2 separate regions of the Homo sapiens genome follow, and region 2 is linked to region 1. A link is a loop called in an ENCODE intact Hi-C map of the cell type or tissue named here. Cell type or tissue: natural killer cell. All regions are shown on one strand. Links, peaks and the distances in the headings refer to the core of each region. The heading gives the core; the rest is flanking DNA.

Region 1 (6,241 bases), core at 599-5,598:
TTTGAGCAGCTGCACAGGGATGTCGGCACCAGTTTCCTAAAAAAGAAACTGAGCTTTTTTTTTTTTTAAGCTCAGCTGCCAGGATTCCCCACCCCCAGCCCTGCCCCATCCATTCCATTACTATTGAGTTACAGTGGCACGTGGAACAGAGAAATGAGGAGCTGGAATGTGAACAGCCACAGGGCTTAGGGAGGAGAGAGGACTTTTCACAGACAGCTTTTTTTTTCTTTTTTTTTAATGAGATGGAGTCTCACTGTGTCGCCCAGGCTGGAGTACAGTGGCGTGAGCTGGCTCACTGCAACCTCTGCCTCCTGGTTTCAAATGATTCTCCTGCCTCAGGCTCCCAAGTAGCTGGGATTACAGGTACTCACCACCATGCCCAGCTAATTTTTTGTATTTTTAGTCGACACGGGGTTTCACCATGTTGGCCAGGCTGGTCTCAACTCCTGGCCTCAAGTGATCCACCCGCCTGGGCCTCCCAAAGTGTTGGGATTACAGGCGTGAGCCACTGCGCCCAGCCTTCAGAGACAGTTTCCTAACCTGAATCTTTTTCATAGGGCTTGAAGGCTCTTATGCCAAAGAAAACAATAAACAACTCTTTAAACAAAAATCCACCAACAGGATTTCTCCACCAGTCAAAGAAATAGCAGCAAAGTTATACAACAGAGCGACCACCTTTGACATTTTATTTTTGTGGAGAAAGGGCATTTGAGAACTTCATTTTTTGAAGTATATTTAAAAAGTGATGTCCTGAGGAATTTATTCAGTTTTTTCTTTTCTCTTTTCTCATGTTATTTTCTTAGCCCTATGAAATAGGGTTGGGCTGACGTTTCCTCGTTACTGGAAGGCAAGTGAACTCTGCAGTTAAGGGTTTCTTCTCTGACAATCACCACTACAGCCTCCATAGGCTGCACCCCCGTTCCAGGGATACGGTCAAAGGGCACCTCGTCCTGCCTTCTTGTCTTGCTGATTAGTAAATCTGACTTGCATTTCACAACATTTAAGAAAAGAAAGTTTTTTTTTTAAGTATAAACATTTCTTTTTAATTGTAAAAAGAAGTTACAAGTCCATGATGTTTCAATGCTCTAGGATAATTTTGAAAACACAGGCCACATAGCATCCACCCAGCTTCCATGAGACCCTGACCTGCGGCCGAGCAATCCCGCAGCCCCTCCGTCCTCAGCGGCATGCTCGCTTGGTTTCTGTCAAATTTCGGCTTCAAAGGTGCACCACGGGAATCTCTGCCACTGCACCAAAACGGGCTTCTGCACTCGCATTTCGGTTCTATACCTGTCTCATTTTCATTCCACTTTTAACTCCGTAGCTTTTTACAGATCGTGCTTCTCCCTCAAATCAATTTAATTTGCAAGTCTTTAAAACAGAACTTGTTTAACAAACATTAAATGATTACCTCATTCATTCCCATCTTGCCCAATTATGAACATTCGTGCAGTCCTTGGCTACTGCCCAGAAAGAGCTCCTGCTGGCAGAGCTGCCCCTCCCGCCAGCGGGCGGAGGCCTCACCCCAGCCCAGGAATCCTTTGGCAATGAACCTAATTCCTCTTCCGTTCTTTCCCATCCCATATGCTCTGACCTCTAACGCTGCCTACCCCAAAGCAGCAGGAAGAGAAATGCCAGGTGCCTTCCTAGACAACCTGATCCCTCTTTTGTCTCTGGCATCCCAGGAAGCCAAACCCCTGAAAGAGCAGCCGAGCACGGGCTTCACGGAGAGCAAGTCTGCACGCAGGAAGCAAGCGTCGCGGCAGGGACCCTCAGAGCCCACGTGCATGCCAGCTTCCTGCCATCAGGCTTTCTGGGGTGCTCCCTGAAGTCTAGGGAAGGACCAAGAGAATCCCGCAGGTGAGGAATACAGCCCTGATTGCAACTTTTCGTTCTGGTTCATCTGGGGGTGGCCCAGCTAAGAGGAGTCCTGCAGGGAGGGCATGGGGCCCGCTTACCTGCTCACCCCGGGAGGGCGTGGGGCCAGCTTACCTGTTCACCCCGGGAGGGTGTGGGGCTGACTTACCTCCCAACCCCAGAGGCCACCCTCGCACACGCACACACTCCCCTGGGGCCTTCCTGGGCATCTTTCCACATCCGATCAACGGATGTTCATGGAATTCATGGGAATAAATGGGGGTACTTTCTTTTACTCAAGGACTTCAACTTCATCAGGGTTTCTCGAGAATCTAAGCAGCCACCCTGGCAGGAGGCTCGATGTGCCCCTTGGCTCAGGCAGGAGACTCAGAGGGATACGCTGCCTCCAGGGGCAGGGACAGTGGGGGGTGGGGTTCAGGATTCCAGGCAGGACCCTGGAACACTGGTCGCAGATTGAAATATGAGGAACAAAAGCAGCCATTGTTAAGATGCCTATCACATACCCACGGATGCACTGAGTGTCTTCTGGGAATTCCTGTTGAACCCCACCAAAGTCCCAGGTGTCAAGGTCACCCAGCCAGCAGCCAGTCACACGCAGGTGTGTGTGGTCCCAACTCCCGGGATCTCAGACACTCCCTTCCTACTGATGGAACATGGATGTGTACTCAGAACTCAGAGAACAGAACCTGATCGCAGGGGATCTTTCCAGGCTGGGAACTTCACTGTCACTTTTCACAGTGAGTCTAAGCAAAAGCCCATTCTGAGTCCTAAAGTCAAACCTCCTGAGCTCCAGCAGCCTGTGAGTGGTGTCTGCACACACAGCCCCGAAGGACCCTGCTCAAAAATGCCACGGTCGGGCCTGCAGGAAGGGGAGCTTATTCGGAATTTCTCTATTCGACTTCAAGGCAGCTTTAAGCAGAATCTGCTGTGGATGAGCATCCACTTTAAAACACGATTAGGCATTTTCAAGATGCCACCTCAAATACGGCAACTCTGCATTCTCACAAGAACCAAGGACTTTTGGGTGGTGCGGCCTTGTCTCCTGGTGAACACTAGAGGGTGCATTAGGCCTAAGAATCCCTCCTCCCTTCTGTGTTAGGATTAAACAGAGCTCTGGCTCTGAAGGTTTCAGGAGTGAGAGCGACCACGTACGCTTTAAAAAAAAAAAAAAAAAAAAAAAAAAAAAAAAAAGTTGGGGGAGGTGCTCTCCAGGAAGCCCAACTCTAACATCTCTCATCTAGCACACTGAAAAGATACTTATAGTTTTGTTTTTTTTTTCCCTTGAGATGGAGTCTCCCTCTGTCTACCAGGCTGGAGTGCAGTGGCACGATCTTGGCTCACTGCAACCTCCATCTCCCCAGATTCAAAAGATTCTCCTGCCTCAGCCTCCCAAGTAGCTGGGATTACAGACACCCGCCAACATGCCCGGCTTTTTATTTTTTTGAGACAGAATCTCACTCTGTCACCCAGGCTGGAGTGCAATGGCGTGATCTCAGCTCACTGCAACCTCTGCTTCCTGGGTTCAAGTGATCCTCCTGCCTCAGCCTCCTGAGCAGCTGGTATTACAGGCATGCACCACCATGCCTGGCTAATTTTTCTATTTTTAGTACAGACAGGGTTTCACCATGTGGGCCAGGCTGGTCAACTCCTGACTTCAACTGATCCCACCTGCCTGGGCCTCCCAAAGTGCTGGAATTACAGGCGTGAGCCACCACGTCTGGCTGGAAAATGTTTGTGGTTTATGCCACACTATTTATCTGGGCTTTTGTAGGTTCGTGATCAAGCAGCCAATCATCTGCCTGGGCAACCTCCTACTTAGACCACACCTAGTGCAGTATGTACAGCTGACGTCCTAAAGAGAAGCGTCTCACATCAGAGCATGGATGGGCATGTCAGATAGGCTCATTCTAAAAGAATTCGCAAAACAGTCTATTCATAGCCACAACAAAAATGAAGGGATATACAATTTTTCCTGATAGGATTATTTGTATGTTACCCATATTTCTGACAAAGCAGTTGTAAAGCTAACCTCCATCTGACTTTTACAAACATCCTACGTGACATCTTAGACCCTAGTGGCAGACCCAGCACAACCATAGGTCTGTGATCAAGAGCGAGGACATTGTGTCTCAGGCCATGTGACGGCCACTCCACTAAGAGACCAAGTTCGAAGTGACCCTCAGAGAAAACAAGAAATGTGCCCAGTTGGATTCTCTGTCTGAGGGGCCTGTCAGATTAAAAATAAGATACAGATCATAAGACGGTGACAAACAGAACTTAATAAACAGAACTGCTCTATGTTCAAAATCAGCACTATTTTCAAGGTGCACTGAAAGATAAGCTTTAATAGATTGTTTATAAATCATTTTATAGAACAGAGAATTAAAATATAGCAGAAAATATATATATGTATTTGACTATATATATACAAAACATATACACACACACATATATATTTTTTTTCCAGAAAACAAGGGAAAATAGATTTTATTTTTCATAAAGCACCTGGGATATGTGTGTGTGTGTTGTTTTCAGGTTGTTAAATGAGTGGTTTCACCATAGAATCAAATCAGGAAATGTGATCATTTCAGTTCCATAATTTTTCCCAAAAAAGTGAGCGTTCAGTAGGCAATTTTTCCTTCTTTAAAGCATTTTTTAAACTCCTCCATACTGAAAATATGTAACTGTTAGAACCCTTTCAAAACAATCTGCACACGAACATCACTCACCCTGGGTTCCCACCAGAACCAGAGGAATCTCGCTCGTGTTCCGATAGTTGGCCATTCGACTGTAGTAGTGGTAAACGGTCTGGAAACTTATTTCATCCTCCAAGCTGAAGACAAATATAACAGCGTCCACCCACATGGCAAACTAGGGAGAGAAGAAGGGGAGGAGAGCAGGAGCTGAGTGAGCAGGCTTGATTAAGAACAGAGATGTCTGCATGGCGGCAGGCAGCAGGGGGCTGCAGGAATCCCCTCGGTCACACACTGGGTGCTTGACTTTTGACTGTCACTTTTACACACTGTCACGGCATCCACGTCCTCCTCCTGAGCACACCATGCCTGGTGTTCCCCTTGGGAATGGGCCCTTCATCCTGTTCCCACCCAAGCCACTCTGTCTTCAGAGGACACAAACCACACAGTGTCCCCGCGGTCCTCATGCTCCTGGCCTGTCCGCCCGCTGCCCCGACCTGCCAAGGCGGCCCCGCAGACAGAAGGCCAGACCCACCTCCTGCCAGAGCCCCTCAAGCCCTAAGGCTTTCCACTGTACTCTCAACCTCTTAAGGAAGCCTTGCTGGACCCCTCATGCCTGCTCAGAACCTCCCCACCCCTCAGTCCTTCCCACTCGCTACCGCAGCGGCTGGCCTACTCTGTTGAAGGGTAAAGATTCAACCCAGGCTCATCCTTGGCTGAACTCCTGCTGCACCTCTGCAAAGAAATGACTACTTATTTTCAGGGAAATTAACAAAACTTAGGGAAGAAAACTTCACAATAGCCTCACTCTCGCCATTTTGTTCTTGCTTTGCCGTATTCATTTTATTCTTGTCTTGCCAGTTGAACCTACATCACATCCTCTTTTGACAGATACCCACACTGTCAGGCATATACTAGTACCTCATTTAGTACCAACAGCCATCTTGGAAAACTGGAGCTGAGTGAGTGGAGGCTGCCTGCAGGGCAGAGACTTCCCACACTCACTGCAACCAGCGCAGCACATCTGACATCAGCTCTATCTGGCAACAAAGATCCTTCTCTTTCCAAGTGCAAATTTGAAAAACAAAACCGAAATCCATCCCGTCTGCTTTCCCTAAAAGAAGCTGTAGTTCCTAGATAGGTTTTTATGGCCAAGGTTATCACCTCTAATACATTTGGTCTAAGTTTTTAACAGGTTAAACTCTGACTTCTGCATGTAAGTGAAAAGTGCATTCAGTTATATGTAAAACATGTACATGGTAAAACTTAACCCAAAGTTCTAGTGATAAATACAAAATTAAATGAGAATGAGGACTTGAAAACAAAGAAGGCCGGGAGAGACCTGGGAAGATCGTGATAGCAGCTCCCACAGAGAGTGCCAGGACCAAGGCTGACGGAAGGCATCTCCTTTTCCTCTTCTCTGCCTTGAGAAAGGCTCTTCCTGTCTCTTCTAAGAAAGCAGGAGGAGCAGACTCCCACTGCGCCCATAAAGAGTACTGGCTGACCCGGAACCAGACCTCAGTTCCCGAGCCGGGAGCTGAAGCCCATCTGAGCATCCACCCGGAGGAAACGTGAACTGTGGCTCTCATCTCCTAAGGGTGCATTCTGACTTCCCCAGCAACTTGTGTGGGGGGCACCCAATAAATAACCCCCCAATCTAACATGTTCAC
Region 2 (6,241 bases), core at 457-5,456, 110 kb after region 1:
TTCAGAGAATCTTGTGCCACTGTTCAAATGATAACTGTGAAGGCCAAGGAGCAATGCAGAAAATGCTAATAATTCTTAAAAAGCACTGGAATCAGGTCATACCTGTGCACAGAGAAAAGCAAGGCTGGAGAGGACACAGAATACTGAATCAGGTAATGTGTTGAAATTAGATTATGGGAAATCATTCTTCAACCATTATATCCTATAGTGTGGTAACATTATGCCAGTAACATTGTTTGTGAAATAAATAAAATATGTATTTTTAAAAATGTAACAAATAATGCCACTGAACGTATGTGGGGGGGAAAGTAAAGCCTTGGGACAAACACAAGAGAGGCAGGGTTCTGAGTGAGAGGCACAGCCGCGTGGGCGGGAGAGGAGCCCACAGGCACAGACGGGCCACGCAACCCACTCAGCCTCTCCAACTTTTTGACATTTACCAAAGTGCTGCTTGAAGTGCTGCCTTGGAATGCAAAGGGAGGCATCCTACCAAAAAAGAAAAAAAAAAATCGGGTCGGGGAGAGGAGAGGCATTTCTTTTTAAATCACAAATTACCCTAACACAACCAGGACACTTAAAAAAAAAAAAAAAGGAAGGAAGGAAGAGAGGGAGGGAGGGAGGAGAAAGAGAAAGAGAGAGAGAAAGAAAGAATCGCAGTACTGAGGACTTACACATACATCTGCAGTTTTATTTGCCTGAATCATATTTGTAACATTAGAGGGTAATTTTTTTAGTTCAAAACTCCCATTATGCATTGTTTCAGATAAAGTGTAGGTCTGACCAACTCCATTTCTGTAATTGGCTGGTGGGCAGGACATGTGCTTTGCGTGATTTATGGGAAATACTCTCTAATCACAACCTGAGTTAAACTCCCAGAGGAAAAAAGAACTATTGTAGGCAAAGGTATTAGGCCGGTCATTACAAAAAGGCAGAGTTATGAGACATTATAAAAGACATTGTTATCAGACAACTATAAAAGACACTGTTATTAGGCAGGAAAACAGGTGGAGCAGCCAGCACTGCTTGCCAGCCCACCTAAATGAGTGAAAGCAGTCAGGACTCCTGGACTTTTCTCTCCCATCTTTTCCAATCCACCAAATTTCTGACACTTCTTCAAGTGGAAAGAAAAAGAATTTGCCTCTCAGACTCACTCTCAGGCAGGTTTGCAAAGTGAAGTTCAAAGGGTTTGCCTGCCTAGACTATTCTTTAGAATTTGCCCCCACGACATTTTTAATAGAAGACAGGGGAATAAAAATGGTGGTAGGTAACAGACAGCAGACACAGGGGCTAGAGAGGGAGGCCAGCCCCATTCATGGTTTTTCCTGCAGTCATTGCCAATTAGACAGCTTAATTACAGGCTGAAGCTGTTTACCGAAGAGAACAGTCAGTAAACAACCAGGAAATGCAACTCCTAGCTGGTCTCTAATTAAGCTGGGCCTGTCAGTGGGGAAAAATGGTCCTTTGGAGTTTTAGGATTTTCTTGTTCCTAAGTTCTGAGATGGGTAATGCATGCTTCCTTCTTTTTCTGAGATTATCCTTCTGACCTGGGTTGGGCCAGCCTCCCTGGACCCTTGAATTTCTGCTGGAAGGAACAGCACCTTTTCTCCTGGCCTGAGGCCATATAGCCAGTAGAGATCATTTTCTCTTTTAACTGCAGGGTAAAACAAGCCAGAGCTAGGGAGATGGGAGTTCAAATCAAAAAGGGCAAGAAATGTTACAGGGTCTTAAGCTTGCCTGAAACAACTGTCCTTCTCTATCTGGGAATCTAGTGGAAAACAGCAAAGTGAGTTTCTGACTAAGAGCAACTGTCCACCTCACCCTAGAACTGCCAGTATTAGTGATAGACAGTGCTGGTGTGCGCCTGAGAGGGATGAAGTTAAGTGCTTGTAAACAAAGAAATGCAATTAGGTTGCCCTAAAGACTGCTAACCGCTTCCTGAGAGATAACCCAAATCCAGCTATCAAGAAAAACAAAAACTGCTTTTGAGCAACTGTGGGTCTCTAACCCCATCATGGGCAAATTACAACTATAAAGGTGCTGAAGGGGAAACTGTCCATCCCTGCTGACTCTATCAATCCGTGGACCCCTCAAGACGTTGCAAATAATCCAAAAAGAAGTCCGAGAACAGTTTAACCTGCTCTTAAAAGTGTTTTTCAGAGCCTGAGAAGCAAAACTGGATGGTCTAGAATGTGGGATGGCATGTGCTGATTTTGAGAACACGAGATGCAGCGAGGCAAGCGCTGCCACTATCTAAGAGTGAAGGAGAGTCCCTGCGATTCTTCCCCAAACAACAGTGTGCCCAGAACATTTGGGCACCAGAAACACAGCAGGCAGCTTGACCAATAAAGGCCAGAGAGTGCTGAGTGCATGACGGCGACAAGTCCCACCCACCATGAGATCATCCCACGATGTTTCCACATCTGTTCATGAGCCTCATCCTCACCAGCCAACAGTCGCTGAGCAACAGCTCTGGCCAGAGAAACAAATTCCCTTCCCAGCCTCCTCTTCCTCTGCCCACCCTGGAAACACTGGGATTCCCCGGGTTCTATCGCAGGCCGACTTCTCAGGCCACACCGTGGTCCTGGGTGAGCTCACCCACCCACCTCCAGGGCGTGCTTTCCATCTTCCCATAACCTTCAAATGGATGCCCCCAGCTCAGCTCTGAGCTTGAGAACCACTCACCCAACAGCCTACTCAGCTGCTCCCTGGGAACCACAGACTCACAACAGCATGGCCAAAGCTGAACCCATCCCCTCTCTCAACCTGTGGGCCACTATCATCCGTCCAATTCCCCATGCCCCACATCCACCCTCATTCCTGCCTTGACCAAATTCCATCCATCAAGTCCTCTAGAAGCTCCCTCTCAAATGGCTCTAAGACTCTTTTGTCCCCTTCTCTCCACCCCTACTGACACTATTTTAACCAGTGGGTCTCAGCAGGTGATTCTGCCCCCCAGTGGACATTTGATCTGGATTGCCTGAAGACATTTTTGGTCACCGCAACTGGAAGAGATGTTACTGGCATCTAGTAGGTAGAGGCCAGAGATGCTCCTGAACATCCTGACATGCACAGGACAAATAATTATCCGGCACAAAATGTCAATAGTGCTGAGGCTGAAGACCCCTGAGGCCCACGCCAGCCCTCCGCCTGGGTTGTAACCAGCTTCCTGGCTGCTCCCTCCTCCTCCGGCCTCAGCCTGTTCTCCACTGGCAAGCCAGAGCAGCCATGTGACTCCAGGACACCACGCTATTATTCTCTGGAAAGCAAAGACAATGATGGCTCCTAGTTCTCCTACTAATTGGGAACCACCATTCATACTGTGGTATCTTTCTTTCCTGTCTTTTTTCTGGGCATATATACAGTTTTGAGGGTTTTTAAATACAAAACTGAGCTTATATGTGACCTACTATTTTATAACTTGTTTTTAACTTAATAAAGTGAAATAACATTTTCCATCGCCATTGTGATGTTTATTTTAACTAGTCTCTATTCACAATTTGTTCTTGGAGCACACTGCAGTTTTCCCCACGACTTCAGTCAAGGTTTACAGAGCAGCCACCCTGTGCAGTGCACCTCCCAAGACATAGGCCTGGAGTCTCCAGGCTCCCGTTCGAAGAGCTGCAACTGTGAGGGGGCCACACTCACCTCTCACAGCACATCTCAGGGTAATCTGATCGAACCTCCTACCTTATAGCCCAGGATACAGCAGCCCAGGCAGATGGGAGGAGTATACCCAGGCCACGCAGCTCTGCTGTGTGACAGAACCAACTAGAGTCTTGCTCTCCTGACTGTCTACCCACACCTGTTATGGTTAATGTTACGTGTCAGTTTGACTGGGCATTTCACTGGGCCAAGGAACGCCCCAACAGCCGGTAAGATATTATTTGTGGGTGTGTCTATGAGGGTGTTCCTGGAAGAGATAACAGCTCGATCAGTAGAACGAGTAAAGATAATCTGCCTCACCCATGCAGAGGGCATCACCCAATCCACTGAGGACCCAAAGAGGGCAAAAAGGTGGAGGAAGGGCAAACTCACTCTCTCTGTTGGAGCTGGAACATCTGTCTCTTCCTGCACTCGGACATCAGAGCTCCTGGTTCTCGGGCTGAAGGATGCCACCAGTCTTCCCAGTTCTCCAGTGTGCAGACAGATCATGAGGCTTCTGGACCTCCATAATCTCACGAACCAATTCCCCTAACAGACCTCCTCTTCCATATGGTTCTGCTTCTCTGAGAACCCTGAATAATGCAACACTCACTTTCTTCCATACACAATACTTCCTCTTCCTATGTGTAAAGTTCTGAAACATACAGCCCACTGGTCCGAACTTTCCACCTTCACTTTTGTCCTAAAAATAATAATGAAGGCCGAGCACGGTGGCTCATACCTGTAATCCCAGCTACTCAGGAGGCTGAGGCAGGAGGATAGCTTGAGTCCAGGAGTTCAAGACCAACCTGGCAACATAGTGAGACCCTGTCTCTACAAAAAAAAAAAAATAATAATACAATTAGCTAGGCATGGTGGCATGCACCTGTGGTCCTAGTCACTTGCGGGGCTGAGGTGGAAGGATCACTTGAACCCAGGAGGTCGAGGCTGCAGTGAGCTATGACCGCGCCACTGTACTCCAGCCCAGCCTGGGTGACAGAGTAAGGCTCTGTCTTTTAAAAAAAGTCACATTTTGAGGTCCTAGGAGGTGCTGGGCAAACTGTCACTACCACTGTATAAAGCAGGTCTTAGCCTCATTTTACAGACAAAGAAACTGAGACCAGTGGCACCTGCCTCGTACAAGATGCTGAATCCCACAGTGAGTCAGGTGACGTTTTAGTTTCCTGGGGCTGCTCTAACAAAGTGCCACAATCTGAGTGGCTTCAGAAACAGACATACATTGTCTCACAGTTCTGGAGGCCAGAAGTCCAAGATCAAAGCGTCAGCAGGGCGGGTTCCTTTAGGGGCGGTGAGGGAGGGTCTGCTGCGAGCCTCTGTCCTGGCTTCTGGCGGCTGTCTGGTTATCCTTGGCATTCTTTTTGGCTTGTAGAAGCATTACCGCAGCCTTGACATGATGTTCTCCCTCTGTGCATCTGCGTCCAAATTTCCCTTCTCAGAAGGACATCCATCATATTAGATGAGGGGCCCACCCCACTCTGGCATGACCTCATCCTAAATAATTACATCTGCGACGACCTTATTTCCATTCTGAGAGACGATCACATTCATAGGCACCGGGCGTTAGGACTTCAACCCCCAACAAGTGATGACACGACGACTTGGTCAGGCCGACTCACCTCTGGGCCAGCGGAGTCCTGGAACAGTGAGTCTAGCCCAATGTCATGGGATGCTGATGTGGAGGGTCCAGAAGTGAGGGATGCCTAGGGGAGTGGACGCTGGGGGGCCTCTGGAAGGGGAGGCTTCACATCAACACTTGGTTTCTGGATGAGTTCTCTGCCGTCCCTGACAGTGACTGAGGGTTCGAGACCAGATAGCCAACTTCCCTTTCCACAGGCATGAACACATCCACAGCGAAGGGCTTTCTCCTGGGTGTAAATTATTTGACTTCAGTGATCCCACAAACGCTCCCTGAGTGGGTGTGTTCATTTTTTAGTGGTCATCCCAAAAATTGGGGGCAGGGGACACTTTCCTGTCTGTCTGCACACAGCCAGATAAAGTCCCAGAAAGGTGCCCCAAGGATAAAGGCCCTGCACTCGCTGAAGAAAGGAGAAGAAACCAGAACCAAGCTGGATGAAATTCAGGACCAGCCTTTCTCTTTAGAATCTTTTGCTCCATAAGATGAGACTTTATTTATTTATTTATTTATTTATTTATTTATTTATTTACTGAGACAGAGTCTCGCTCTTGTTGCCCAGGCTGGAGTTCACTGGCACGATCTCGGCTCACTGCAACCTCCACCTTCCGGGTTCAAGCTATTCTCCTGCCTCAGCCTCCCAAGTAGCTGGGATTACAGGCATGCACCCCCATGCCCAGCTCATTTTTGTAGTTTTAGTAGAGACGGGGTTTCACCATGTTGGCCAGGCTGGTGTTGAACTCCTGACCTCAAGATCCACCTGCCTCAGCCTCCCAAAGTGCTGGGATTACAGGCATGAGTCACTGTGCCCGGTCTAAGATGAGACTTTTAAAGCACGGAAAGGAAAACATTTGTCCTACTCAGAACGACCTATCAGTAAACCTCCAAAGCCAACAAGTTTTAACCTTCCCGCCTCACGCATCAGACTTCCGGGCAACGTGGCTC

Evidence for each region. A loop is a pair of places that touch in the nucleus more often than their neighbours do. Peaks named below come from ENCODE experiments on the same cell type or tissue, not always from the same donor. Only the 100,000 strongest peaks of a DNase experiment are listed, where the experiment ranks them.
Region 2: a loop joins it to region 1, with 17 times the contacts of the local background. A loop is called at or near these places in 5 of 110 quality-filtered maps.

The regions. Positions count from the first base shown.
Region 1 is chr2:235,743,206-235,749,446 of GRCh38, reverse strand. It overlaps AGAP1 (ArfGAP with GTPase domain, ankyrin repeat and PH domain 1), which reads right to left. Exons shown (of 18, transcript NM_001037131.3): 5 at 4,608-4,749. It overlaps LOC105373942 (a long non-coding RNA gene), which reads left to right. Exons shown (of 4, transcript XR_001739943.3): 4 at 1,686-1,749. Among named protein-coding and RNA genes, the nearest start is that of TNRC17, 230 kb to the right of the region's middle. In natural killer cell, for the core only: CTCF peaks have their summits at 2,713 and 2,916 (motif pointing right); a DNase peak (open chromatin) is centred at 2,936.
Region 2 is chr2:235,635,703-235,641,943 of GRCh38, reverse strand. All of the region lies in intron 1 of AGAP1 (ArfGAP with GTPase domain, ankyrin repeat and PH domain 1), which reads right to left. Among named protein-coding and RNA genes, the nearest start is that of TNRC17, 120 kb to the right of the region's middle. In natural killer cell, for the core only: no CTCF peak of the experiment used is centred there; no DNase peak of the experiment used is centred there; H3K27ac peaks cover 1,043 bases.